Linked DNA regions of Mus musculus: region 2 is linked to region 1. A link is a contact called in ENCODE Hi-C or POLR2A ChIA-PET data. All regions are on one chromosome and are shown on one strand. The core of a region is the stretch at or near the end of the contact, and the rest is flanking DNA. Distances in the headings are between cores, read along the strand shown. Region 1 holds the start of Gtpbp1 (GTP binding protein 1). Region 2 holds the start of Rpl3 (ribosomal protein L3).

Region 1 (7,609 bases), core at 2,184-4,683:
GGGCCGCGCGGGGGCTCCGGGGATAGCGCTCCATGACCGCCAGCGGACTGGCGGACTCGGCCCAGCGGAGGAGCCGCTTCGCCTCGGCGCGGGAGGAGCCGCGGAAAGGGGAACGGCAGCCCGGGCGCCGCCGCGGGGAGGTCCCGCCTGGCCCGCGAGGGTGCGGCCGGACGCCTTGCCTCGCCCGGTGCAGCCTTGGCCCACCGGGCTGACCGTCCCCGCAGCGACCTCCTGCTGTCACGTGAGGCCAGTCCCGGGCTCCTTCCCGCTGCCTGCCCGGCGGGGACTGTTCGTCTCCCCGACGCCGCCACCTGGAGCTTGCGGGCCGCCACCTGGCCCACGCGCGGACAAGCAGGCGGCGGAGCGGGCGGGCACGCGCACCTGAGCCCGACGTCAGCGGCGTTCACTCCGCGCGCGCCCCAGACACGCCCCCGCGCTGACCCCGCCTGCCAACCTCGCGTCACCCCTGACGTTGTGTGACGTAGCCAACGCGGGCTGTTGGTCCGGTGGAGGTGCTTAGAGGTCGCGGAGCCGTTGTGCAGGGTTGTGGAGCTCCGCGGTAGCGGGGGAGGTCGACTTGTCGCTTCGCCGCAGCTCCGCCCCGGCGCCCACTCCCGCCTGGACGCCGCAGGGCCCTCCTCCCGGCAGAGTGCTTTCTTGAGCCCGGGCAGCGGCTGCCCTGGCCCACTTATGTTCATCAGATTTCCTAACACTTTACCGACGCGGTCGGGCGTAATCTTGGTTGGTGAACCCGACCGCCTCCAGTTTTCTTTGAGAGCTGAGGGCAAGACTCTCGCCGGGAGTCATATTTCAAATGGAAACCTGAGTTCTATTTCAGATCCTTGGTGTCGTATTCCAGTTCACTTCACACAAACCACTGCCCTTTTGATCAGCAACCTTCTCTTGATGGCTGTCACAAGCCTTCCTTTCTGTGTTTTCTTTTCCCTTCTGATCCTTCTTTTTAGACGTGTGTGTGTGTGCGCGTGTGTGTTCTCTAGTTCAGCTGGTCTCAAACTCATTACGTAACCAAGAATGTCCAATTTGTTCAGGGCAAGGGATCGAACCTTGGTAAATGCAAGACAAGCACTCTACCAACTAGAGCTCCGTATTTTGAGTTTAGCTGAGTACATTGTGTCCAAAGGCAGACTATTTACAGTTTCCCATGGGTTTAAATTAAGTCACTGTTTCTAACTTGCCTTCCTATCGGATTTTTGTTAGGGAAAACAACAGATTTGCACTTTCAAAGTAATGGTTTCTCTAATCCTCATGATCACCCCAATCAACAGTATTGTGCAACACATCTGAGAGATTACCACATGATAGGGCATCCTCTACCTAGACTACTTTTGAATTATCTTTTTGTGTGTGTGTGTGTGTAATGTGTAAACTACCAAACTGTTACAGTGTATTTACATAGGATTTATCTCCTAGGGACTTGCTGTTCAACCAGAATTATTGTAAACATCTATTAATTAACTGATGAGTAATTAATTATTGTTAAGCAAATTAGACTTTTTTTTTCTTTTTCAGGGAGAAAAATACAGCCCAAAGAAGTCGATCAAGTTGTTTGAAATCATTATGTCTATAGTGAATTAAGGGTTTGAGCTTGGACCAAATTGTTTTCAGAAAGAGAATGTAAAGATGATTAGGAATTACCTCTCAACTGTTACTTTTTATATTTATTCTCCAAAACATTCAATTCGAAAAGCAAGTATTCAGAATATATATCCTTTCTAGGCAAAGTCCTATAGTGAGAAGGACAGTCTTTCCCCCCAGCCAGATAGCAATGTATTCTGAAACTGAACTTTTTCTGGCCATACAATGCTAAATAGCAATCGAAGCAATAGAATTAATACAACTGTCACCTCTGATCACCCCCAGCCAAGCAGTGAGCAACCTCCAGTTGAATTCTTAATACTTGGGGATACTGTCAGAATCCACAGATATAGGGTTACGGTCCACAAGACTGCCTCTCACTTTAGGAGTCCGAATCTCTGGGTCTGGAGATATAGCTCAGAGTTTCAGAAGACCTGGGTTGGATTCCCAGTACCCTAATGGAGGCTAACAATCGTCTGCGACTCTAGTCCAAAAGGGTTCCGGTGCCCCATTTAGACTCTACAGGCCCTGCACAAAGGTGGCACACAGACATACACACACACACACACACACACACACACACACACACACCATTCATACAAAATAAAAACAAATCTCAGTAAAAAACCATTAAGGTCAGGTTTCCAGCAGCATCTGCTCACAGACTTGGTAGTACGTTAAAAATGAGGACAAGACTCTCCCCGAATTAGGTGACGGCTATATTGTACCCTTTTCCTTACTTACTATATACATCCTGTGGTCCAATCCCTAAATTTCTCGTACTTCCTCAGGCGGCTGCTCTTTTTTTTAATCTATTACCAGGAGGAGTGGCCAGGTCCAGCCAGCATAATTAGATCTTGGTAAAAAACAGAACTCACCTAATAGTCTAAATTTTTCAGACATTTGAAACGGGAATTTCAGGTACACGAACGGCGGGTTTTTTTTTTTTTTTTTGGACTGGGACTTTCCACAAGTGGCAACTGAAAAATAAGCCACAAGAAACTACCTTGACAGATCCTAGACCTGTGGCTCAGCTGTTCACCAAAAACGTGAGGGGATTTACGCTAGAGTTTGGGCTGTCAACATCTTTCTGTTCACTCAGTTGCTCTCCGAGGAGTCATGAATGGAACTCCCTGAGGTCAGCATTTAATTAATTGTCTTGGTCTGGCGGCTGTAATATTACCACTCCTGGAATACATAGCATCGATTCTACTATAAAAATTGCCTTGCGCATGCCAGCACGCCGGACACAGTGTTGCAGCAACTGCCTTCAATCATTCGGAGTGCCAGGCTCATTTCACAGTTTACTATCTGGGTATGCGGCGGCCAGACGCGCGGGACTTAGGGAGGACAAGATTGGGTCCCGCCCTTGTCCATCATTTTGAGAGGCTCCAGGCGGGACTGTTTTGCAGTATGATTTGGAGGCTGGCCCCGCCTCTGGAAAGTGAGGTGGGGAGTAAAGAATGGATGCCTCTTTTCATTGGATTGTTGTCAAGTCAGTCAAACCTCTGCTTCGCTCCCGTTGGCGGGAAGGATCCAGGCAGGTAGCGTGCACGCTGTGTTGGCCCCACTAGAGGTGGGACCAAGGCTCCCGACCACTACGACGTTTGTTGTTAGGGTTTTGGTCTCATTAATTATTCATTAAAGTATTTGAGAGAGCTGCGACGATTGGTAAATGAGAGACTGGGTCTTCTGTGTCTCCGCTAGAGATACGTGACAGTCTCGGGAGGCGGGGAAGCCGCGCATAAATTATTCTAACAAGAAGGGGCGGGGCCGAGCATAAATTAGTTAAATGAGCCAGGGAGGGAGGGCGGGCGGCCGGCTGCGAATTAGCTTAAGTTCTTAAAGATGGCGGCGGAGCGGAGTCGCTCCCCGGTCGACTCGCCGGTGCCGGCCTCGATGTTCGCCCCCGAGCCTAGCTCTCCGGGGGCGGCTCGGGCCGCCGCGGCCGCGGCCCGACTCCATGGCGGCTTCGATTCTGACTGCAGCGAGGACGGCGAGGCGCTCAACGGCGAGCCGGAGCTGGACCTCACCAGCAAGGTAGGCCCGGGAGGCGGCGGCGGGGCCAGGGGTACGCGGAGGGGCCGGACGGTCTCCGAGGCGACGGCGGGCAGCCGGCTGTCCAGTGGCACGGCTCACGGGAGCGCTGAAGGGATGCAGCCCGCCCACCTGCCGCTCTCCCGAACCTGCCGGGCCCGGGCCCACTCTCCGCACCGGGCAGCGTCCACCCGGCCTCCCGCGCTTCCCGCTCCCGCCTCGATCGCTGCCACTTGGCTCCGCCACGTGGAACGGGGTTCCCGACTCGGGCCGCGCGCCCTGTGTCCCTGTCCCCGTGTGGATCAGCCCGCCCTCCCCAGGAGGGGGGTCCCTGAGACGCAGGGTCTTCCTCTTCTAGGAGCATCCCGGAGGACCAAGTGTCAAGGTGGCTTGGGCAGGGGGCGGGATACTCACGAAGACAGGTAGCCAGTCTAAGGGGTGGCAGCCGTTTCTCTTCCTGGTCTCTGGAAAGTAAACAGAAAGTAGTTGCTCAGTCGGCGAGAATGATGTCCGAGGAGCGTCCTCTTTCCGTGTCCACCCAAATAAAATAAAAAGATGGGACCGACAAGATGGCTCAGCAGGTAAAGGGGCTTGCCTCCTAAGTTTGACAACCTCAGTTCGATCCCCAGGACTCACCTAGTGAAGGAGAGAACTGATTCGTACACCGTGGCACTCGTCGCCTTCCCACACCCTGCCTTGTTATAATTAAAAAAAAAAATAGGCATGACCCTCAGCCTTGCCACTTACGAGTGGAGCCACCTCTTGTATTCATGCAATATGGAAGGGCATCTTTAAGTAGCATCTTCTGCGGTGTTGAGAAGGTAGGCAGAAATGAAGATCTCACCACTTACTTGGCATTGTGGAAAATAAGAAAGTAACTATAAGATGTTACTGGTGTTTAGAAAGTGTCAAACATCACTAAAGAAACTGATGCCAAGGGAGGGACTGGGCTTCCCTTCCAACTGTTGCCATTAAAAGGGTCTGTGACCTTAGGAAACTTTCTTAACCTCTCACTTCTCCAGCATCTCATCAAGAAAATGCAGATGTGTTGCAAAAATTAGAAGAGAGCTGGGCAGTGGTGGTGCGTGCCTTTAATCCCAGCACTTGGGAGGCAGAGGCAGGTGGATTTCTGAGTTCGAGGCCAGCCTGGTCTACAGAGTGAGTTCCAGGACAGCCAGGGCTACACAGAGAAGCCCTGTCTCGCAAATTAAAAAAAATAAAAAAATTAGAAGAGAATGTTAAGACCCATTATAGTCCCAGATGCATATCAGAGACTCACTAAATGTTTGCACTAGATAGATGATGATTCCCTGTGAGGATTAAAAAGCAGCTGGTGGAAGATAGAGCAGCCCCACCCCCTGCGCTTTGTAGGATAATTACAATAGAGATTTTATGGAGCTTTGATGTCTGTGGTCATACTATGCTGAACGAGCCTGATCTCGTCTGATCTCGGAAGCTAAGCAGGCTCGGGTCTGATTACTACTTGGATGGGAGATTTTATGGTGCTTTGAAAATGTGACATCTCATGATGGCAATGCTACATAAAACTTGGCTCTAAACTGGAAAGAACCTTTGCCCCCAACCTAAGTAAGCAATTCCCAACTGTTCTTTCTCCTTCTAATCTCTGCTGGGCCCTTGGAAGCCAACTAGCATCTTTTGTCATGATGGTCCTGTCTAGTGCCTCTAATACCATCATAAGGGTGGCCAAGCTCAGGGAGACCTCCATCCAAGCAAAATGCTAGAGACAATGTAACACTGGCAGCATCTGGGTTACAATTCTAAACTCTGATGAGTCAAATGGCCTGTTGGAAATGTACTGACTAGATGTCAGTGCATGGTCAGGGAGCTGAAGAAACCTGAAAGCTCAGTGGGAAATTGGGACAGAGCTGTGAAGAGGGTGGGACCTCTTTGACCATTTTAGTTAATTGCCTGGAGTAAGGAACTGTTACTTCATCAAGGAGCTGGAGAAATCCTTTGAAATTGAGTGTGTGTGTATGTGTTGAAAACAAAAACTGACAGTGTGGAGGAGAGAAGGGTGAACTGAATAGATTTAAGTCTTGAAAAGAGTAGACATTAGGTATGTATACCCTCACTATATATAGCTAAATGAGAGGAGCTAAGGCTCTGAGAGCTTCCAGCAAGAAACACAGTTACTGATGAATGGTATGAGACTCATGCAAAGTTCTTGAAGAAATGACTTGTTGAAGATAACTGGAATGCATGTTAGTTGAGCCTGGCCTGGATGCTTTTGTTTTGAAGATGGGCTCTAATTCTATAGCCCAGGCTAGCTTCAGACTCATAGCAGTTTTCTTGCCTCAGGTATTCCAGCGCTGGTATTACAGACTTGAGCTAGCCCAGATGCTTTATATTTTACTCTCTAGATGAGAAGATTGAGATTCAGGGAGGTTAAGTTCTTTGTTCGAGGTCACATAGTCGTGGCTAGAGAAGGAAATCCACTTGCCTCATGGTAACGGGCCTCCCAAGTAAGTGGTTGATACTTTGTTATCGATAGGATTTGCCCAGCTGTGGTTCTATTAACACTAACCTTGGTGGCTGTAGGGTTTGGTTGACAGAGATAGCCTTCTGCAGGCAGTTTTCACTGTAGTAAGCGAGACAGACAAGGTAGACCAGAATTCTTCTGTTATTACGAGAGCATTGGGCTGTGGGTGGAGGGCATGGCTGTCAGTGAACAATCTGCCCTTGAACCCCCTGATGCACACTGCAGGCAGAAGACCACGCAGAAGTGCAGGACAGCTTCCTCACAGTGCCAGACTGTCTTCTCCCTCCCAGTCCTCTTGTGAAGCTACAGGAAGTGGGCTGTGTACGCCTTTCCTCCTACGGGTTGTGGCACAGACACAGACTCGTTTCAGTATATCGTCTGGGTCGTACAAGGCTGTTTCAGGAGGGACGGCGAGTGTGTGAGTGTGTAAGGGGCTGCGCAGCTGTGTCCCAGTCGGGTGCCCTGGGGTATGGTCAGGGTCTTTGGTCAGGCTGTTGACCAGCTTTAGCTGTGGCCCTTTCTAGTGAGTGTGGTTCTAAGGCTGTTGGTTTCTCTTCTAGCTGGTTCTAGTGAGCCCTACATCAGAGCAGTATGACAGCCTACTTCGGCAGATGTGGGAGAGGATGGACGAGGGATGCGGAGAGACCATATATGTCATTGGGCAGGGATCAGGTGAGCATAGTTTTCCTTTCTTGGTTTGAAACAATTTTTTAGGCGCCCATTTCCCCACCACCACCCTTTCCTCTCATGTGTCTCTTGTGTGGCCACACTGTAGTACCTGCAGGTCTGTCTGGAGGGTGGGACCAGCAACTGAATATCAGTTCCTGTGTTAGCAGTAAGGACAAATTTGGGGGTCCACCTGCCCAGGGGGCCCTAGAAATGCTTCCTCTCCACCTCAGGTTTCCTCATTGGCATGCAGGGAATTGAAGTGTTAAGCAAGGAAACCTCTTGTCTAAGGTAAGGGAGGAGGTCCTGGCTAGCTCTCGAATTAATCCTGCTTCCTCTCCAGCCCTGTCTATGGTTCTTTCTGCTTTCTCTTTCCTTCTTGGTTGGGGATCTCTGTGGTTCTTGAAACCAGCAAGGGGAAGACACTCAGGATTCCCCCCTTCTGTTGAGCTGTTGTGGTCCAGGCCGCACACTTCCCTCAGTCTGGATAGCTGTGATAACAGAGGTCCCTCCTGGCCCCTAGATCTCGTGAGGCTTGGAGACTTATGACCATTCTGATTGTTGTCCTTAAACCTACTTGTTCATTCTAATGGAGCTGACAGTTTTAGAGAAAGGCGGACCCCATGTCCCAGATGAGACTATGGTTTTGTCCAGCCCCTATCCCACCGTCCGGTCACTCATAGTTTTATACCCTCAATGCTGTAACCTACTTACTACCTTCATCTTTATTACAACATTATCTTTGCTGAAATGAAAACTGAAGTGGTTGAGGATCGCTTGCAAGAAGCCCAGGCCGGGCCTGTGTGCATC
Region 2 (6,731 bases), core at 3,381-5,880, 390 kb after region 1:
CTTGATGAGGTAGCCTTGACCAATCTTGTAAATCTGCACATGAGAGTCAACAACTGAGAAGTCAGTCCTGAGAACCAGCATCCAAAGTCAGGTAGAAACCCTGAATGTCAGTGACTGGCCTGTTACCCAAATCAGCATAAAGTGGGAGGTCTATAATTGTGTTTTCCCATGTAATGGGCCAGATTAAAACACTATTTGCTGGAACTCTGTTCTAGAACTTGGGACAAAGGTAAGCGGCTCCTCTTTTACAGTTACCAAGCATCTTTTTTTTTTTTTTTTTTTGGTTTTTCGAGACAGGGTTTCTCTGTGCAGCCCTGGCTGTCCTGGAACTCACTCTGTAGACCAGGCTGGCCTTGAACTTAGAAATCCACCTTCCTCTGCCTCCTAAGTGCTGGGATTAAGGCGTGCGCCACCACCGCCCGGCCATTACCAAGCATCTTAAACTACTAAATCTAGGTATGGTAGCAACTCAGGCCTGTAATCCTAATAATCCTGAGGCAGACACAGGACTGCTACAACTCCAAGGCAGCGCATGCTATGCTGCTGTTATCTCAAAATGCATAAAAACTGCTTATAGAGATGGAGAGATAGATGGCTCAGTGATTAAGAGCACTAACTGCTCTTCCAGAGGTCCTGAGTTCAATTCCCAGCAACCACATGGTAGAGCTCTCAACCATCTGTACAGGGATCTGATGCCCTCAGTGGTGTCAGGAAATAGCTACAGTATACTCAAATTTTTTTAAACTACTTATAATTGAACCTTTAAAAATTTCCAACAATAACAACAAAAATTTCCTGGGAAAGGGTTAGGGCATTAATTAAACCTGGGTTAGGCAGTGTCATGGATTCCTAGGACTGACTGTTCTATGAACCCAATACCCTCTCTCATTTGCAGGATCCCCAATCAGCCTTACCTTCTTGTTAATCTCTGTTCGGTGATGGTAGCCTTTCTGCCCAGCTCGAGCCACAGAGAAGGCAACACGGGCAGGGTGCCAGGCTCCAATACAGGCAACTTTGCGCAAACCTCGATGGGTCTTTCGGGGCAGTTTCTTTGTATGCCAACGACTGGTTACCCCTGGAAAGAATGTTAACTTCATGGGGCTGGGCACGTTCCTGTCCCTTCCCAATGAGTACTCAAAATACCTGTGATTAGTTCACTGATTACAAAATTATCTAACAATGGGTAAATCTGAATATCAGAATTCAATCCCAACCCCACATTCCTGTCCTATTTTAAAATCAGACTGGATGGTTGTCTGCCTAAATAGTTATTTGCAGCTTCATGTGTCACTATGTGGCCAGAGGTTGCCATGTGTTTATTGGTTTGAGGCAGATATGTACTCTAGGGAGCCCAATTTGTCCTTCATGGCCACCTGGCATTAAGGGTGAGGTCAACTGACTGGGTCCACATATTTGAGGTGTTACTCCTTTTCTTAGCTCATTCTCTAAAAGCTGGTCAACTTGACCAGCTGACTGCTGTTCCCAGAAGGCAGGCAGGCAAGGAAACGCTGCCACCGCATCACTTGGTGCTGTGTCCAGTGTACGTTCCAGGGTCTCACATTATCACCCACAAACTACAGCAAAGCTTACCTTTGTACCCTTTGCCTTTTGTCACGCCAATGACATCAATCATCTCATCCTGCCCAAACACCTGGTTCACAGGAACCTGCTGCTCCAGCCGCTCTCGGGCCCAGTCGAGCTTCTCAGCCACAGTGCCTCCATTCACCTGGATCTCCATCAAGTGTGCCTTCTTCTGGCGTAGAGGAAGCAGACGCATCTAAAAGAAGCAGATGAAGCTTATATCAGGCTGGTGGCAAATGGACTAGAAAGTAAATCACCAGAAGCTCAAAGCCAATAGACCTGACTTTGCCAGTGGTTGGTGGACTCATGCATGAGCTACTAAATGGTTCCTAACTAGCAATGTGTTTAGAAAACAGAATACTTGGCCCAATCTCACACCATCATTTCAGATTAGTCAGATAGAGCACAGTAAGACCATCTAGAGAAGCAAGCCTCAGTGTCACAGTGCCCTCTGCTGGTTGATTTAAGACACCAGAAATGTCTCTAATCCCCTCGGATCACAAAATGCCTGCAAAATGCCCCAAACCTTAGGTGCTTACCTGAGTGTGGGCAATGATGCGGATGACCTGGCAGTACTTCTTCATGCTGTTGAAGTCCTTCTCCAGCTGCTTCTTGCCTGTGTCATCCTGCCATTTCTTACAGTACTTGGTGAAAGCCTTCTTCTTAGACTTGTGCCTTCAGGAGCAGAGCACAGTTGGGGGAGGGGCCCGGTGCAGGCCTTCATCACCCTTGCAACAGGTGAGAGGAAGGCAGACTGGCACCATTTGGGGATGGGGCTCATTGCCGGCTTCTAAGGAGCCTTTTCCACCGGCAAGCGGAGCCTGGATGAAGCTCATCGGGCAGAGCCGAGCGGAGCTGAGCAGAGGTCCACAGGTTAATATAAGCCACAAATATACACAACACACAACTCTTGCTCCAGGGCACCAGAACATCCCTTTATCTGGGGGCACATCTCATAGTAGTGGAAGTCAGGGGCTCAGGCCAGAGGCAGGGGACCTATCTAGTACAGACAAGGCCAGCATCCAAGCCTCAAAGGATTACCTCACACTAAGGCCCAGATGCAGGATGTCTTGTTTTCCAGCTTCCCTGCCACTTCAGTGTCAAAGCAACTCTAACACTTCTGCTAACCAGGACTGACCAGCACCCTCAAGGGTTAACAGTCAGCTTTTGGTTCAAAAAACCTTTGATCCAACTTCCTTCACTTTACATCCCAGCTCAGAGTGTCCCTTACTTCTAAGGGAACCCAAGAGCCTCTTACCAGTTCTTATAGAAGCGCCTTTTACACTCATCGCTGATGTGCTCAGCAAATACAGTCTTGAAGGTCCGGAGGCCTCGTGGGGTCTCAACATATCCCACAATGCCCACAACCACCATTGGGGGAGTTTCCACAATGGTCACAGCCTCCACGACTTCTTTCTTGTTCACCTCTGTGAAGACAAACAGGCATAAGCTTCAGTGGGAGCACAAATACCCCAGCACATACAAGCATCCATTTAGACAGAATGGCTGTCTCCGCATCAGAATACTGGGCCTTCCAGGACTGCTCTTCAGAACTGCGGGCTCTCCAACTGCAGCTTTTAACAATTGAGCCAAAGTTTCTAACCTCCACTTACTTTGCAAGGCTGCTAACAGGCACCATGCCAGGTGGTGACTATCACCACTGAAGTAGCAAAATGCCATGTGCTATCTAGACTGTCTCAAAGAGGAGCTTTATCACTAGTCTGGTTTCATGTCCAGAATACACTTGTTAAATGTGTCTACCTTTTCAGAGTACCTAGGGTTGATAACAGGCACTGGCATGGAAACAACCAACTACCCCAACAGGACTCTGCACAGGAATCTGTGTTAAATTTCGCTAGGCCAAAACACTTCTAGGCTCCCTTAGTGTGGGCACTACCACACTAAGTCAGGCTTTGTTCTAGACTTACCACAAAGCACCCCAGGATGAAGCTATTGTGCTCCTTTGGGAATTTACTGTAACTACAGGCAAAATTACACACAGCCCAAGTTGGACAAGGAAGTACTGTACATACTAGATCCTGGCCTGTCAACTTCCCGGACGATGTGGGTCATGCCAGCCTTGTAACCCAGAAAGGCTGTGAGGTGAACGGGCTTGGAAGCGTCATCCTTAGGGAAGCTCTTCACTTTCCCACGATGCCGGCTGCTGCGCTTGCGAGGCAGGAAGCCCAAGGACCCATGCCTGGGAGCTGAGAATTTCCTGTGAGACTGAGGTAAAGGGAGAGATCACAACATTGCTCTCAGTCTTCCAATCAAGCCCAAAGGAGGGTTCCACATTTAAAGGAATTGTATCAGAGGACAGACTGCAATAAGACTTCAGCTTAATGCTTTTAGTTTCCATGCCTTTCAAACACAAAACAGCTTAGTTATACTAAAACCTCGATGGGTGAACTTTCAAGAGTATCCCATGTGACTAAATGGCAACATGGCGTATCAAGATGGAGTCTAATGCAAGTCGGCCTCAAACACTCCCTCCTAAAGCCAAATCAGAACTTGACATTCAGCACAGAGTTTCTGTCCGCCCGTCAAAAGGTTCATCATTTGTGGCTTCTGAGAACTCTAGAGATGCACCTTCCACTCTTATAACATTCCAAAATGGAGACCCGACCCGATTTGCCAAATTTCTCCACTTAACCAATGCATTCCTAAAGACCTGGGCCATCCCTACCAGACTGACCACTACCCTCGAATTAAGCACAAAACAGCCCATTCCATAAGTCCCTTAGGATTACGCTGATATCAAATGGGTCGCACACAGGCCCAGGCCGGTCCCACACACATCCTCCGTAAGGCCGTTAAGGTCCCTGAATTTCCGGACGGTCGCGGCCCTCACATCGATCCCCTATTACATCCTTTCAGGATTGGCGAGCCAGGGATGGCGCCGATGGGAGGTGAATACAAGCCAGGCCCACAGGAGACCAAGTTAGAAGGCAGCATGGCCATACGTACCATCTCGCCGCCACACGCCGCAGATAGAGAGCGACCAGGAGCCAGTGCAGGCTATATAAAGCCAAGTGATGGCTCCGCCCCCTGAGCGTGCGAACGTGTTGACGCATAGGCGTCGGGTCGAAGGGCGCGCATCGAATGTCATTTTACACACATTTTTCCCGCCCACTAGGATTGACAAATAGGGTCTACGGAGAATGATTGGGTTCAAGCTTAGCGAAACGCCTCGTCGACGCTGAGGTTTAGAATGTAAAGAACTACGGCGTTCTGCAGCAGCCAAATTTCATGATAATGAAGAAAAATGGAGGCATTGTGCTTCCTCTCACTTCTAGAACGGAATCACACAGGGCTAGTCCCACACAGCAACGAAAACAACGGCGTTGAAGCAGGCTTAGTGTGAGACAACTGACTGCGTTGTTCTCGTGAGCTCTTAAGATAGACTGAATGAAACTGCTCTTTTACCTAACCAGTGATTTTGATGTGATCACCAACATTGCTCTCAGTCTTCCAATCAAGCCATGCCTTTAATGCGCCATGATTTCGGGCACATCTCCCTCAAGTCCTGTCTCTGCCAATTCAGTCTCCAGATGTCATGTCCCGTTCATATTTTGTTCTTAATTTCAGATTTACAAATGTGTGAGGTTCCCCCCCCCCCGTGTGTACGAATGTGCGCCACGGGCGTGCGTGACATTTTCAGAAGTCAAACCGGGCTGGAGAGATGGCTCAGCAGTTAAGAACACCAACTGCACTTCCAGAGGTCCTGAGTTAAATTCCCAGTGACCACATGGTGGCTCATAGCCACCTGTACTGGGATTCGATGCCCTCTTCTGATGTGTCTGGAGACAGCGACAGTGTACTCATATACATAAAATAAAAATAAATCTTTAAAAAAAAATAAGGGCTTGAGAGATAGCTCAATGGTTAAGAGCACTGACTGTTCTTCCAGATATTCTGAGTTCAATTCCCAGCAACGATATTGTGGCCTATAACCATCTGTAATGGGATCAGGTGACCTCTATACTCATATATACACTAAATAAATAAATCTAAAAAAAAAAAAAAAAAAAGTCAAAATAGTGTCAGATCCCCCTGGACCGTTGTTAATGCTGTGAACTAGACCTGGGTCCCGTGGGATGACAAGTTTTCTTAACTTCTGAACCATCTCTCCAGATCAAGATTCTTAATGAATTTATTTTTCGAACAGCAACATAGGTTTATTAAAATTTAAAAAATAATTTCTGAAAGTGGAGGAGCGCCACTTAAGAATATCTTAAATAAGCTCTTTTTAATTTTATATTTATGAGTGCTTTCCTCATTTATGCACGTGCACCACATATGTGCAGTACCGGGGAGATTTGAAGAGAGTATGGAACCCTCTGGAACTGGAGTTACAGATGGTTGTTGTGCTGGGAACCAAACCTTGGTCCTCTGCAAGAGCCCTTAATTCCTAAGACGTCCCTCCAGTCCCAAAAGAAGAATTATTTTTTCTTCCTTTTTTTTTTTTTTTTTTTTTTTTTTAGACAGGGTTTTTCTGTGAAGCCTTGGCTGTCCTGGAACTCACTCTGTAGACCAGGCTCCAGGCTGCCCTCGAACTCAGAGATCTGCCTGCCTCTGCGTCCCAAGTGCTGGGATTAAAGGCGTGCGCCACCACCGTCCTGGCTTTCTTTTCTTTTCTTTTCTTTTTTTTTAAGATTTATTTCTTTTTTATTTAGGTGTGAACACTGTCACTGTCTTCAGACACACCAGAACAGGGCATTGGATTTCATTACAGATGGTTGTGAGCCACCATGTGGTTGCTGAAAATTGAACTCAGGACCTCTGGAAGAGCAGTCAATGCTCTTAACCACTGAGCCACCTCTCCAGCCCTTCTTTCCTTCCCTCTTTCTTTTTTTTTTTTTAATTTATCTATTTTTATTTTATGTGCATCAGTATTTTGTCTGCACATATGTCTGTGTGAGGCTGTCAGAGCTTGGAGTTACAGACAGTTGTAAGCTGCCATGTGTAAGATTTTGAGTAGGAGCCGGGCATGGTGGCACACACCTTTAGTCCCAGCACTTGGGAGGCACAGGTGAATTTTGAGACCAGCCTTGTCTACAAAATGAGTTCCAGGACAGCCAGGGCTACACAGAGAAACCCTGTCTTGAAAAACCAAGAAACAAACAAACACAACAACAACAAAAAGTAAC

The links. Hi-C counts contacts between places; a loop is a spot of excess contacts on that map. ChIA-PET counts read pairs that join two places held with the same protein, here RNA polymerase II (POLR2A).
Region 2: POLR2A ChIA-PET joins it to region 1 with 10 read pairs in embryonic stem cell. The contact joins the promoter of Rpl3 here to the promoter of Gtpbp1 in region 1. A Hi-C loop is called at or near these places in 1 of 37 maps with a recorded cell type or tissue (T-helper 17 cell). POLR2A ChIA-PET finds 5 or more read pairs at or near these places in 1 of 5 experiments (embryonic stem cell).

What each region holds. Positions count from the first base shown.
Region 1 is chr15:79,687,463-79,695,071 of GRCm38, forward strand. Gtpbp1 (GTP binding protein 1) reads left to right here and starts at 3,434. Exons shown (of 12, transcript NM_013818.2): 1 at 3,434-3,636; 2 at 6,694-6,805. The coding sequence starts at 3,445. Josd1 (Josephin domain containing 1) reads right to left here and starts at 410. Exons shown (of 4, transcript NM_028792.3): 1 at 1-410.
Region 2 is chr15:80,078,776-80,085,506 of GRCm38, forward strand. Rpl3 (ribosomal protein L3) reads right to left here and starts at 4,631. Exons shown (of 10, transcript NM_013762.2): 1 at 4,549-4,631; 2 at 3,615-3,807; 3 at 2,840-3,008; 4 at 2,121-2,256; 5 at 1,591-1,777; 6 at 915-1,075; 7 at 1-33. The coding sequence starts at 4,551. It overlaps Snord43 (small nucleolar RNA, C/D box 43), which reads right to left and starts at 4,131; the gene lies at 4,084-4,131. LOC115488570 (a small nucleolar RNA gene) reads right to left here and starts at 2,311; the gene lies at 2,257-2,311.